Linked DNA regions of Homo sapiens: regions 1 and 2 are each linked to region 3. The links are chromatin contacts, found by Hi-C or POLR2A ChIA-PET in ENCODE. All regions are on one chromosome and are shown on one strand. Each heading gives the region's core, a stretch centred on a gene start or an enhancer-like site at or near the end of the contact. The rest is flanking DNA. Distances are from core to core; before and after follow the strand shown.

Region 1 (3,769 bases), core at 989-3,488, 8.4 Mb after region 3:
AGGGATACGCGTGGAGGTTTGTTATGTGGGTAAATTGTTAGTCTTGGGGGTTTGGTGTATAGATAATTTTGTCACCCAAGTCATCAGCATAATACCTGATAGGTAGCTTTTTAGTCCTCACCCTCCTCCCACCCTCCATCCTTAAAAAAGACCTGATGTCTAATGTTCCCTTCTTTTGTGTCCATGTGTACTCAATGTGTAGCTCCCACTTATAAGTGAGAACTTGTGGTATTTGGTTTTCTGTTCCAGCCTTAATTTGCTTAGGATACTAACTAGTCTTTGGCTCTGAGGTTCAGTGCAACTTCCAATTCTTTCCTAAATCTTTCCTGAATACTTGAGGATACAGTGAGGAATTCCTCTTAACTTCTTCAGCGTTTACCATATGGTTTTGGAGGCTTTTGGTCACGTAATGCCTCATATTAACTATGTCCCACCCCATTTATCTTGCTTGGCACACAAAGGCTCAATAAATGGAAGCCATTGTAATTTTCTTCCATTCCCATCTGAGTGAGGGCACTAAAAGCAGTAACTTAGGGGTATATGATCTCTCTCTCTGTAAAACATTCGTCTAACCCAACATCTTTAAAAAGCTAACATTCTACTTTTGGGAGGCCGAGGCGGGCAGATCACTAGGTCACGAGTTTGAGACCATCCTGACCAACATGGTGAAATCCCGTCTCCACTAAAAATACAAACATTAGCCAGGTGTGGTGGTGCCCGCCTGTAGTCCCAGCTACTTGGGAGGCTGAGGCAGGAGAATCGCTTGAACCCGGGAGGTGGAGGTTGCAGTGAACCAAGATCGTGCCATTGCATTCCAGCTTAGGCAAGACTCCGTCTCAAAAAAAAAAAAAAAAAAGCAAAGTTAACATTCTAGGCCAGGCGCGGTGGCTCACGCCTGTAACCCAGCACTTTGGGAGGCCGAGGCAGATGGATCACCTAAGGTCAGGAGTTTGAGACCAGTCTGACCAACATGGTGAAACCCCATCTCTGCTAAAATACAAAAATTAGCCGGGTGTGGTGGTGGGCGCCTGTAATCTCAGCTACTCAGGAGGCTGAGGCAGGAGAACAGCTTGAACCCAGGAGGCGGAGGTTGCTGAGCCGAGATTGCGCCAGTGCACTACAGCCTGGGCAACAAGAGTGAAACTCCATCTCAACAACAACAAAAAAGCTAACATTCTAGTTCAAAGAAAGCAACACATAGATGATGTAAATTACACATAAAAAACCATTCACTGAGGTTAAATGAAAATGTCTGCTGGAGTGTGCCAAGGGGACCTGAAAGGGCCTCCTCTGAGAGGGCATCGTGGGAGGGCTTCAAGGAGGGCGGGAGGGTGGCAGGGAGGCAGGGATGTCGCGCCTCGTCTGGTTCCTAATGTCTGAAGTTCTTTTGGTTCCCTGTTGTCTTTCACACCGCCGCCTCGGGCTCGCTTTTGCGCAGGGCCACGTGGCAAAGTTTTAGTTTAACCGCACGTCGGGCCCACTGTAAACGGTTAATAACCGCCTTCGTGGACCAGGCCTCTGCCCTCCATCTTTGTGCGGGCGGGAGGTGGGGCGGGGACGCCAGGTGTAGCGGACAAGCGGAGAGGCGGCGGGTAGATCCGGGCCCCCAACCCCAACAGTCAAGTTTTCAAAAAGCCCGCGCGTGGCGCCCCAGACCGCATCCGTTGGGAATGGCCCCCAGCGCGCCCCCTGCTCTCTCCCCGGCAAAGCCCTGGGCGGGAGAAGGCGCGGGGGTGGTAGGCCGGCTCTGCACGCCGGGGGCGCCGGGGCAAGCGCGCACCGGGGAGCGCGCCCGTCCAACAGCTGCCGAAAACGGAAGTGGGTGCGAGGGGATCACGGTGATTGGCTGAACTCAGATGTCTCTCAAGGGGCTGGCGCGAACGCCACTGCGGAGTTGGGCGAGGGGATGAGTAAAGGGGAGGGGGAGAAACACTGGGAACAGCCGCGGTGCTAGGAGGAAATGAATCGCGGTGGTGCGCGGAGGGCAGGGAGGGACCCATGTCAAGGGACAGTGGGGCGCTCGGGAATGAAAGTGGGCTGGCAGAAGCGGAAGCGGGAGCGGCACAGGCCGCGGGCTTGAATAGACCGCGGAGGGCGGGGAGTCCGTGATCTAGAGCGGCGCTGCGGCGCGGTAGGCGGGATTAAGGGGAGCGAGGCGGGGATTGGCTGGTAGCCCTAGGCTGCCGTACGTCGGCGGTGACGCACGCCTCGGGGAGGGTGCGCGCGCGTTCAGCGGCCTCTTTGTGTGGTGCCCAGATAGGGGAGCGGAGGTGGCGGCGGCGGCGGTAGCGGTGGCCTTGGTTGTCTTCCAGTCTCCTCGGCTCGCCCTTTAGCCGGCACCGCTCCCCTTCCCTCCCCCTTCCTCTCTTCCTTCCTTCCCTCCCCTTCCCTTTTTCCCTTCCCCGTCGGTGAGCGGCGGGGGTGGCTCCAGCAACGGCTGGGCCCAAGCTGTGTAGAGGCCTTAACCAACGATAACGGCGGCGACGGCGAAACCTCGGAGCTCGCAGGGCGGGGGCAAGGCCCGGGCCTTGGAGATGGAGAATTCTCAGTTGTGTAAGCTGTTCATCGGCGGCCTCAATGTGCAGACGAGTGAGTCGGGCCTGCGCGGCCACTTTGAGGCCTTTGGGACTCTGACGGACTGCGTGGTGGTGGTGAATCCCCAGACCAAGCGCTCCCGTTGCTTTGGCTTCGTGACCTACTCCAATGTGGAGGAGGCGGACGCCGCCATGGCCGCCTCGCCCCATGCCGTGGACGGCAACACTGTGGAGCTGAAGCGGGCGGTGTCCCGGGAGGATTCGGCGCGGCCCGGTGCCCACGCCAAGGTTAAGAAGCTCTTTGTCGGAGGCCTTAAAGGAGACGTGGCTGAGGGCGACCTGATCGAGCACTTCTCGCAGTTTGGCACCGTGGAAAAGGCCGAGATTATTGCCGACAAGCAGTCCGGCAAGAAGCGTGGATTCGGCTTCGTGTATTTCCAGAATCACGACGCGGCAGACAAGGCCGCGGTGGTCAAGTTCCATCCGATTCAGGGCCATCGCGTGGAGGTGAAGAAAGCAGTCCCCAAGGAGGATATCTACTCCGGTGGGGGTGGAGGCGGCTCCCGATCCTCCCGGGGCGGCCGAGGCGGCCGGGGGCGCGGCGGTGGTCGAGACCAGAACGGCCTTTCCAAGGGCGGCGGCGGCGGTTACAACAGCTACGGTGGTTACGGCGGCGGCGGAGGCGGCGGCTACAATGCCTACGGAGGCGGCGGCGGCGGTTCGTCCTACGGTGGGAGCGACTACGGTAACGGCTTCGGCGGCTTCGGCAGCTACAGCCAGCATCAGTCCTCCTATGGGCCCATGAAGAGCGGCGGCGGCGGCGGCGGTGGAGGCAGTAGCTGGGGCGGTCGCAGTAATAGTGGACCTTACAGAGGCGGCTATGGCGGTGGGGGTGGCTATGGAGGCAGCTCCTTCTAAAAGAAAATTTAAAATGCCTGGGAGTGGCTATAGGGGTAGCTCTTTCCAACAGCCCAAGTGGGGTCAACTCCTAAGCCCCACCCCCTCACACACACCGCCTTCCCTGTTTTGCCCTTGGGGGAGCCACTTCTAAGGCTGCTTACCCTTGGGGGTGTTCCTCTATTTGCCTGCCACCTCTCTTGTCTCTCCCTCTGAAGATGGACTCGGCCCCACATACACATTTTTGTGTTACAGTCATTGATGGACTCTATTTTTTTATTATTACTTGGACCTTGGTCGTTTTTATACTAGCAAAATGTCTTGTTTTAATTTGTGTT
Region 2 (3,408 bases), core at 829-3,328, 7.9 Mb after region 3:
GGGCTAGATTTTTGGAGAATTTGTTTTAGGAATGCTGCAACTTTGTCAGAGTGCTCAGATTTTAGTATATTTCCATCACCTGACATTGAACTAAAGCCACTTGGCTGACACCTTTGTTGTGACCACCCACAACTGCACTTACTTGAGGACCTGGTGCAGAAAGCACTGGTAGCCAGGTGTGCACTTGCCATAATCTATCTGCTTTTGCCACCAATAGAGAATAACTTTGTCTCTACTTCCCACCTGCAGGGAAGTATACAATTTCCCACAAAGTGTGATTATACTGTAGTCGTCAAAGCAGATAACAACTCATCCCACACTCCCTTAATCCCCAGCCTGATTTTCAAACTCACCTGGCATAGCAAGGTTCTGTGCTAACTCCTACACTCACTGTCTGTATCCTAGAGGACAAAGAATCTTCACACATCTCCTTTCTGGGGAAGCAGGTTCTGCAGATGAAAAGGGTATTAGGATAAAAACCAGCTGGCTACACTGTGCCTCTCAGCCACTACCACCACCAAGATCCTGACAACAGACACAAGTTGCATTTTGACTTTTGTTTCTCAAAGCATGATCTGCAAGCCGTCTGCATGGGTAGCACCTGGGGGCCTTGATAATGACCCCACTTTAGACCTATCGAATTATCGTTTTTGGAGCCTACATCTTAAAGAGCTTCCAAGGTTATTTTGAACATTTTTATTATGGAAATTTTCAAATATACATTGAAGTAAGAAGTATGGGGTAATACCTTACCACGCAAAGTATGGTCGTAGGACCAGCTACCTCACCATCAGCTGGGGGCTTGTTAGAAGGGCAGAATCTTGGGCCGCAACCGCAACCCAGACATCCCGAATCAGAATCTGCATTTAGCAGGTCCTCAGGTGGTTAGTGTGCAAATTAAACCTTGAGAAGCACAGATATGATGGACCCTCCTGCCCCCATCACTCAACAGTCAGGGTCAATCTTGTATCATCAATACCTTCCCCCAGCACAGGATTATTTAAAAGCAAATCCCTAACATTAGGAATGTCTTTTTGTTTGTTTCACTCTAATGCCCAGGCTGGAGTGCAGTGGCGCAACCTCTGTCTCCCGAGTTCAAGCAGTTCTCATGCCTCAGCCTCCCAAGTAGCTGGGATTACAGGTGTGTGCCACCACAACCGGCTAAATTTTGTATTTTTAGTAGAGACGGGGTTTCATCATGTTGGCCAGGCTGGTTTTGAACCCCTGACCTCATGTAATCTGCCCGCCTCGGCCTCCCAAAGTGCTGGGATTACAGGTGTGGGCCAACGCGTCCGGCCAATAATTTATAAATATCACCTCGTCAATGTTCAAATTTTCATTAATAACCAATCTTTGAGGTCCTCTGGATTGCGATAAGGATTATACCAAGATGATTTAATTCCTCCACTTTCCCTGCAACGGAATTTCTTTTTACCCACGTGAGCTAGAGTCTCTGAGATGCTGCACACTAAAAGAAACACCAAACAAAGCTCTTGGAAGGGGCTAATGCCTCTCAGCATAAACACACACACCCGTCTCGCCCCAACACTTGCCACGCCGGCAGCAAACGCTCCATCTCCCGTGGAAGGCCAGCAAAACTTAGAAGAAAACGTCCGCGAAAACGGCACGAGAAAGAAGCGAAGAAAATGAAACGCTTACAACACCCTCCACCCAAAATAATCTCTCCTAGTATTACCCTAGTGAATGGACATCACTAGTAAGGCGCGGTTTAAATCTCCCGGGGTTCGTGGGGCTGAGGGAACGAGGAAAACAGAAAGGGTGTGGAGATTGGTGAGAGGGAGAGCCAATGATGCGCCAGGCTCCCCGTGAGGCGGAGCTTACCCCGCAGCCTGCCTAACGCTGGTGGGCCAAACACTATCCTGCTCTGGCTATGGGGCGGGGCAAGTCTTACCATTTCCAGAGCAAGCACACGCCCCCAGGTGATCTGCGAGCCCAACGATAGGCCATGAGGCCCTGGGCGCGCGCGCGGAGATTGGCTGACGCAGCTTAGAGGCGAGCGGGGATAGGTTACTGGGCTGGCGGAAGGTTTGAATGGTCAACGCCTGCGGCTGTTGATATTCTTGCTCAGAGGCCGTAACTTTGGCCTTCTGCTCAGGGAAGACTCTGAGTCCGACGTTGGCCTACCCAGTCGGAAGGCAGAGCTGCAATCTAGTTAACTACCTCCTTTCCCCTAGATTTCCTTTCATTCTGCTCAAGTCTTCGCCTGTGTCCGATCCCTATCTACTTTCTCTCCTCTTGTAGGCAAGCCTCAGACTCCAGGCTTGAGGTAAGTCCGCAGCCGTCTCCGCCACGGAATCACGGAGACCCCATTGTCCCCCTTAGGGTCCAGTCGGGCCCCCACAGACAGAGGTTGGGAGGGCCGAATGGGGACTATCGCGAGTTACGAGACCCGGGTTCTTTCTAGTCAGGAGTCTCGAGCTGTGTGGCGTGGAACAAGTCAAAATCCTCTCTTCATTCCATCTTTAAGGTCCTAAGGTTGCCTCTCGTCGGTGAATTCAGGTTCTAACCTTAAGCCAGGCTGTGAATCACCCTTCGGGGTTGCCCCTCTTCCAGTGTTGATTCGCCTGGCTGGAAAGGGTGGAGGAGTTTAGGAAAGCTGAGGGAACTGTGATGTACCGATTTAGATGACGTTTTCCTCCTAGCTAGGTTTTGTTTTTCTCCTGGTGAGAATTCGAAGACCATGTCTACGGAACTCTTCTCATCCACAAGAGAGGAAGGAAGCTCTGGCTCAGGACCCAGTTTTAGGTCTAATCAAAGGAAAATGTTAAACCTGCTCCTGGAGAGAGACACTTCCTTTACCGTCTGTCCAGATGTCCCTAGAACTCCAGTGGGCAAATTTCTTGGTGATTCTGCAAACCTAAGCATTTTGTCTGGGTAAATATACTTTTATTTTTACACTGTATTGCCTTTGCTATTTCCAAACAGTTGGGTTTGTTTGTTGGTTTGTTTTCAATTATCCCGGCTCAAAGGTCAGGCTTTAAGTCTCAACTCTGCCCTTGACTGTGTAACCCTTTTGAGTCTCACCTTCTTTTCTGTGACAAGAAATAATCTCAGCCAGGCGAGGTGGCTCATGCCTGTAATCTCCGCACTTTGGGAGGCCAAGGAGGGCGGATCGCCTGAGTCTAGGAGTTCAAGACCAGCCTGGGCAACATGGCAAGACGCCGTCTCTACAAAAAATATTAAAAGTTAGCTGAGTGTGGTGGTGTGCACCTATAGTCCCAGCAACTCGGGAGGCTGAGGTGGGAGGATTGCTTGAGCCCGGGAGGTGGAGGCTGCAGTTAGCCAAGATCGCCTCACTGCACTTCAGCCTGGGAAACAGAGTGAGACTCTATCTCAAAAAGAAAAGAAAAGACAAAGAAATAATAATCGCTTCCTATCTTACTAGGA
Region 3 (3,566 bases), core at 395-2,894:
CCCCCAAATAAGCACTCCACAACTCTACCCTTTAAAATGGTTATCAAACATGGCCGGGTCCAGTGGCGCACGCCTGTAATCCCAGCACTTTGGGAGGCCAAGGCGAGCGGATCACCTGAAGTCAGGAGTTCGAGACCAGCCTCGCCAACAAGGCGAAACCCCATCTCTACTAAAAATACAAAAATTAGCTGGGCGTGGTGGCGCGCGCCGGTAGTTCCAGCTACTCGGGAGGCTGAGGCAGGAGAATCGCTTGAACCCGGGAGGCGGAGGTTGCAGTGAGCCGAAATCCAGCCACTGCACTCCAGCCTGGGAGACACAGCGAGACATTGTTTCAAAAAAAAAAGGTTATAAAACAAAATGTTGATACATCTGTTACCTCTTTCAAGCCTCCCAATAACATTTCTACTAACACCACCCAAAATATTTTTAAAAGACAGGTCTCTCATTCTTTTCGGTCCCTCATACTACACCCCAATTATCTTCAGGTGTCCTCTCAATCTTACAAAAACATTTACAAAACTGTCCTCTCAATGGCACAAGAATACTTACAAATCTCTTATTCTTTCTACCGCTCCTTTTATTCCTCCAACACCACCTGTATCTAAAAATCCCTACATACTGTTAGGTATACTCCTCCACCAATTAATGCTGCATACCAGTGTAGCCCTTTCAACCTTCAACTAAACTTACAGAAACCTCTTTTTTCCAACCTCTATGTATCTAAAAGTCATCAGTTCCCCTAGCACTATCAAGCCCTCAATAATACTTTAAAATCCCTTAATATCCTTGCTATCACACTTATCACCTCCCCAATAATTTCTAAAACCCTTCAATGCCCACACATCCTTTTCATCTACTCCATAGTATTTTTCAAATCCTTCAATATTCTTGATCCCTCAGAACTTACCAATAATCGCTATACAGTTTCAATGTCCCTGCTATCCGCTTCTGCCCTCATATTTCGAAAATGCCCTCGATATTTTGCTTCTAGACCTTTCAGTCCCGGAATAATAATGTTTATCAAACCCTTGATATTCTGCTATTCCCTTCGACATCTCAATATTCACATTTTAAAAATCCCTCAAGAGCCCCGTTACCTCTCTCTCAGTTCTCAAACAGCAATGTTTTAAATTCCCTCACGGCCCCTGCTACCCCTTCCAGCACCCCGATATTTGCGTTTGAAAAGCCTTCGCTGTCCTTGCCTGCCCCCCCAGTCCCCATATTCACGGCGCCTCTCCGTCCCCAGCGCTCCTCTCCCACCCTCACCCCCACCACAATGGTGATAGTACTACAGGGAAGGCGTCGCCGGGACCTCCCGGCCGCGGCCCCTCAGCGCCGCCCCCCACGCCACCTCCCCTCCCCCACGCCCCCGCGAGCCCCCAACGCCCACGTTCGCCGGCCCCGGCCCAGCCCGGCTCACTCACATCGGCTCCAGTAACTTGGCCAGCCAGGACTTGAGGGCATCCACATCCTCTATGAGCATGGTGCAGGGAAGGCGGGCTCGGCCGCCGCTCTTCTTCAGGCCTGCCGTGGGTCTCCACTACGCCGCCCCCTCACGTTCCCTTCACAGCTCCCGGTGCCCCAGCCCACCGGGCATCTTAGGAGACTTCAACCTACTCCCCCGGCCGGGGCCTAACAGGAACTAACCCAAGAGCCCTCACTCAACCTAGCCCGAAGGCTGAGGTGGGCGGGAGACAGTGCCGAGTGGCAGGCCTGAGAACCAGTAAGAGAGAGGGGGCCCTGAGGGCAAGACCAATGAAAAGGCTCGCTCGCCCCGCCGGCAGGCGGTACCCAGTCAGGGAGGAGAGATATAGCAAGGTAGGTGGAGAGCTTAAGTGAACTCCTGGTGCAAGATGGTATCTTGGAAAAGGTGCTTTGCCTCTTAAAGGGGCAGCGGCGCCTTTTTTTGACCACGCCGCCGCCCGCCGCGGAATACCGGTGTCTGCTGCTGGGAGTGCCTGGGGGAACCCGGCGAGCCCCTCAGCCTGGTTCCTTCCTCTCGTTTTTCTTGGAAACACACACTCGTGTCCCGAAATGACTCAGCTGTAGTAAATCTGCAACACAACGTGCAATACGTTCACGTTCGACACATTGCACAGAATGCAAAATTTTACTTTTTTTCTTTACACACTCATGTTGATTGGCACTCACGTTTGTATTTTCTGCTGCTCTGCTTTAATTACGCAGAATGTTTCTGACAACCATGCCTTGGAATCCAGTAATCGTCATTTTTAAAACGTGGCGCACGGATGTAAAAGGCTGAGGCCATTTCAATTTTGCTAGTACTATTAATAAATGTTGCTTTATTTAGGAAGAAAAATGACTCCAATAGTTTGTTTTTAATTATCTTTTCATTGTATATCTAAAATTCAGTGGTTGGGGGACGGGAAGGGAGAATTTTAATCAGCAAAGAAGGATTACAAAAAAATTTTTAAGACAAATTAGAAACTACTGAAATAGTCAACTTACTTTCTAGTAGGTGAGAAATTCTTTCTGGAGTTTTGAAATCACTGATTTAGCACTGATGTTAAAATGTTTACCCAATAACATATACTGAGTCCCTGCAATTGCCAGCACTGAGTAAGGCACTAGGAGTCCAATGCTGAGCAAAACAGAGCTTCTCCTCTTAAGATGATGAACAGTTTATGGGGTTATGCATTGTAATAACATTTTGAAAAATACCTAATGAGCACGCACCTCATATAAAAGAAATGGATCAACCTCAAATAAACAGACATCCTATATATACATAGAACAGGTATAGGCAAACTTCTGCAAAGGATCAGATACTAAATATTTTGGTTTTGTGAGCCTTGAGGTATCTATGGCAACTACTCGTCATACAATGTCTTGGCTTAAAATTAACCAGGGACAATATGTAAATGGAATGATTGTGGCTGTATTACAAACATTTATTAAAATTATATAAAATTTTAAATTTATATAATTTTCACATACCATGAAATATTATCTTTTCATTTTTTTCTCCATTTAAAAATGTAGGCCAGGCTGGGCGCGGTGCCTCACACCTGTAATCCCAGCATTTTGGGAGGCCAAGGCGGGTGGATCACCTGAGGTCAGGAGTTCCAGACCAGCCTGACCAACATGGTGAAACCAGTCTCTACTAAAAATACAAAATTTGCCAGGCATGGTGGCACACGCCTGCAATCCCAGGTACTCGGGAGACTGAGGCAGGGGAATCGCTTGAACCCAGGAGGCAGAGGTTGCAGTGAGCCAAGATCGTGACAAGAGCCAAAGAAACTCCATCTCAAAAAAAAAAGGGGGGGCTTGGCACGGTGACTCATGCCTGTAATCCCAGCACTTTGGGAGGCCCAGACGGGTGGATCACCTGAGGTCAGGAGTTCCAGACAAGCTTGGCCAACATGGTGAAACCCCGTCTCTACTAAAGATACAAAAATTAACCGGGCATGGGACGGGCGTGGGCCAGGCGCAGTGGCTCATGCCTGTATTCCCAGGGCTTTGGGAGGCCGAGGTGGGCGGATCATGAGGTCAGGAGATCGAGACCAGCCTGGCCAACATGGTGAAACCTCGTCTCTACTAAAAAT

Evidence for each region. Hi-C counts contacts between places; a loop is a spot of excess contacts on that map. ChIA-PET counts read pairs that join two places held with the same protein, here RNA polymerase II (POLR2A). Pooled maps may share reads with other maps.
Region 1: a loop to region 3 is called in a map of CD4-positive, alpha-beta T cell, with 19 times the contacts of the local background. The contact joins the promoter of HNRNPA0 here to the promoter of RBM27 in region 3. A Hi-C loop is called at or near these places in 4 of 168 maps with a recorded cell type or tissue (CD4-positive, alpha-beta T cell, CD4-positive, alpha-beta memory T cell, gastrocnemius medialis and 1 more) and 6 of 50 pooled maps.
Region 2: a map of naive thymus-derived CD4-positive, alpha-beta T cell shows a loop between it and region 3 (32-fold over the local background). The contact joins the promoter of CDC25C here to the promoter of RBM27 in region 3. A Hi-C loop is called at or near these places in 1 of 168 maps with a recorded cell type or tissue (naive thymus-derived CD4-positive, alpha-beta T cell) and 7 of 50 pooled maps. POLR2A ChIA-PET finds 5 or more read pairs at or near these places in 1 of 52 experiments (PC-9).

What each region holds. Positions count from the first base shown.
Region 1 is chr5:137,752,832-137,756,600 of GRCh38, reverse strand. HNRNPA0 (heterogeneous nuclear ribonucleoprotein A0) reads left to right here and starts at 2,238. Exons shown (of 1, transcript NM_006805.4): 1 at 2,238-3,769. The coding sequence starts at 2,535. The coding sequence ends at 3,452. RefSeq lists a silencer at 1,519-1,878 and enhancers at 1,506-2,197, 2,459-2,808, 3,319-3,478, 2,888-3,579.
Region 2 is chr5:138,330,474-138,333,881 of GRCh38, reverse strand. CDC25C (cell division cycle 25C) reads left to right here and starts at 2,078. Exons shown (of 14, transcript NM_001790.5): 1 at 2,078-2,287; 2 at 2,664-2,895. The coding sequence starts at 2,702. It overlaps LOC100128966 (a long non-coding RNA gene), which reads right to left and starts at 1,777. Exons shown (of 4, transcript NR_146628.1): 1 at 1,697-1,777; 2 at 354-449. RefSeq lists a silencer at 1,756-2,015 and enhancers at 2,066-2,115, 2,126-2,255, 1,967-2,920.
Region 3 is chr5:146,201,683-146,205,248 of GRCh38, reverse strand. It overlaps RBM27 (RNA binding motif protein 27), which reads right to left and starts at 1,644. Exons shown (of 21, transcript NM_018989.2): 1 at 1,425-1,644. The coding sequence starts at 1,483. It overlaps RBM27-POU4F3 (RBM27-POU4F3 readthrough), which reads right to left and starts at 1,644. Exons shown (of 20, transcript NM_001414499.1): 1 at 1,425-1,644. The coding sequence starts at 1,483. RefSeq lists enhancers at 1,429-1,588, 2,059-2,208.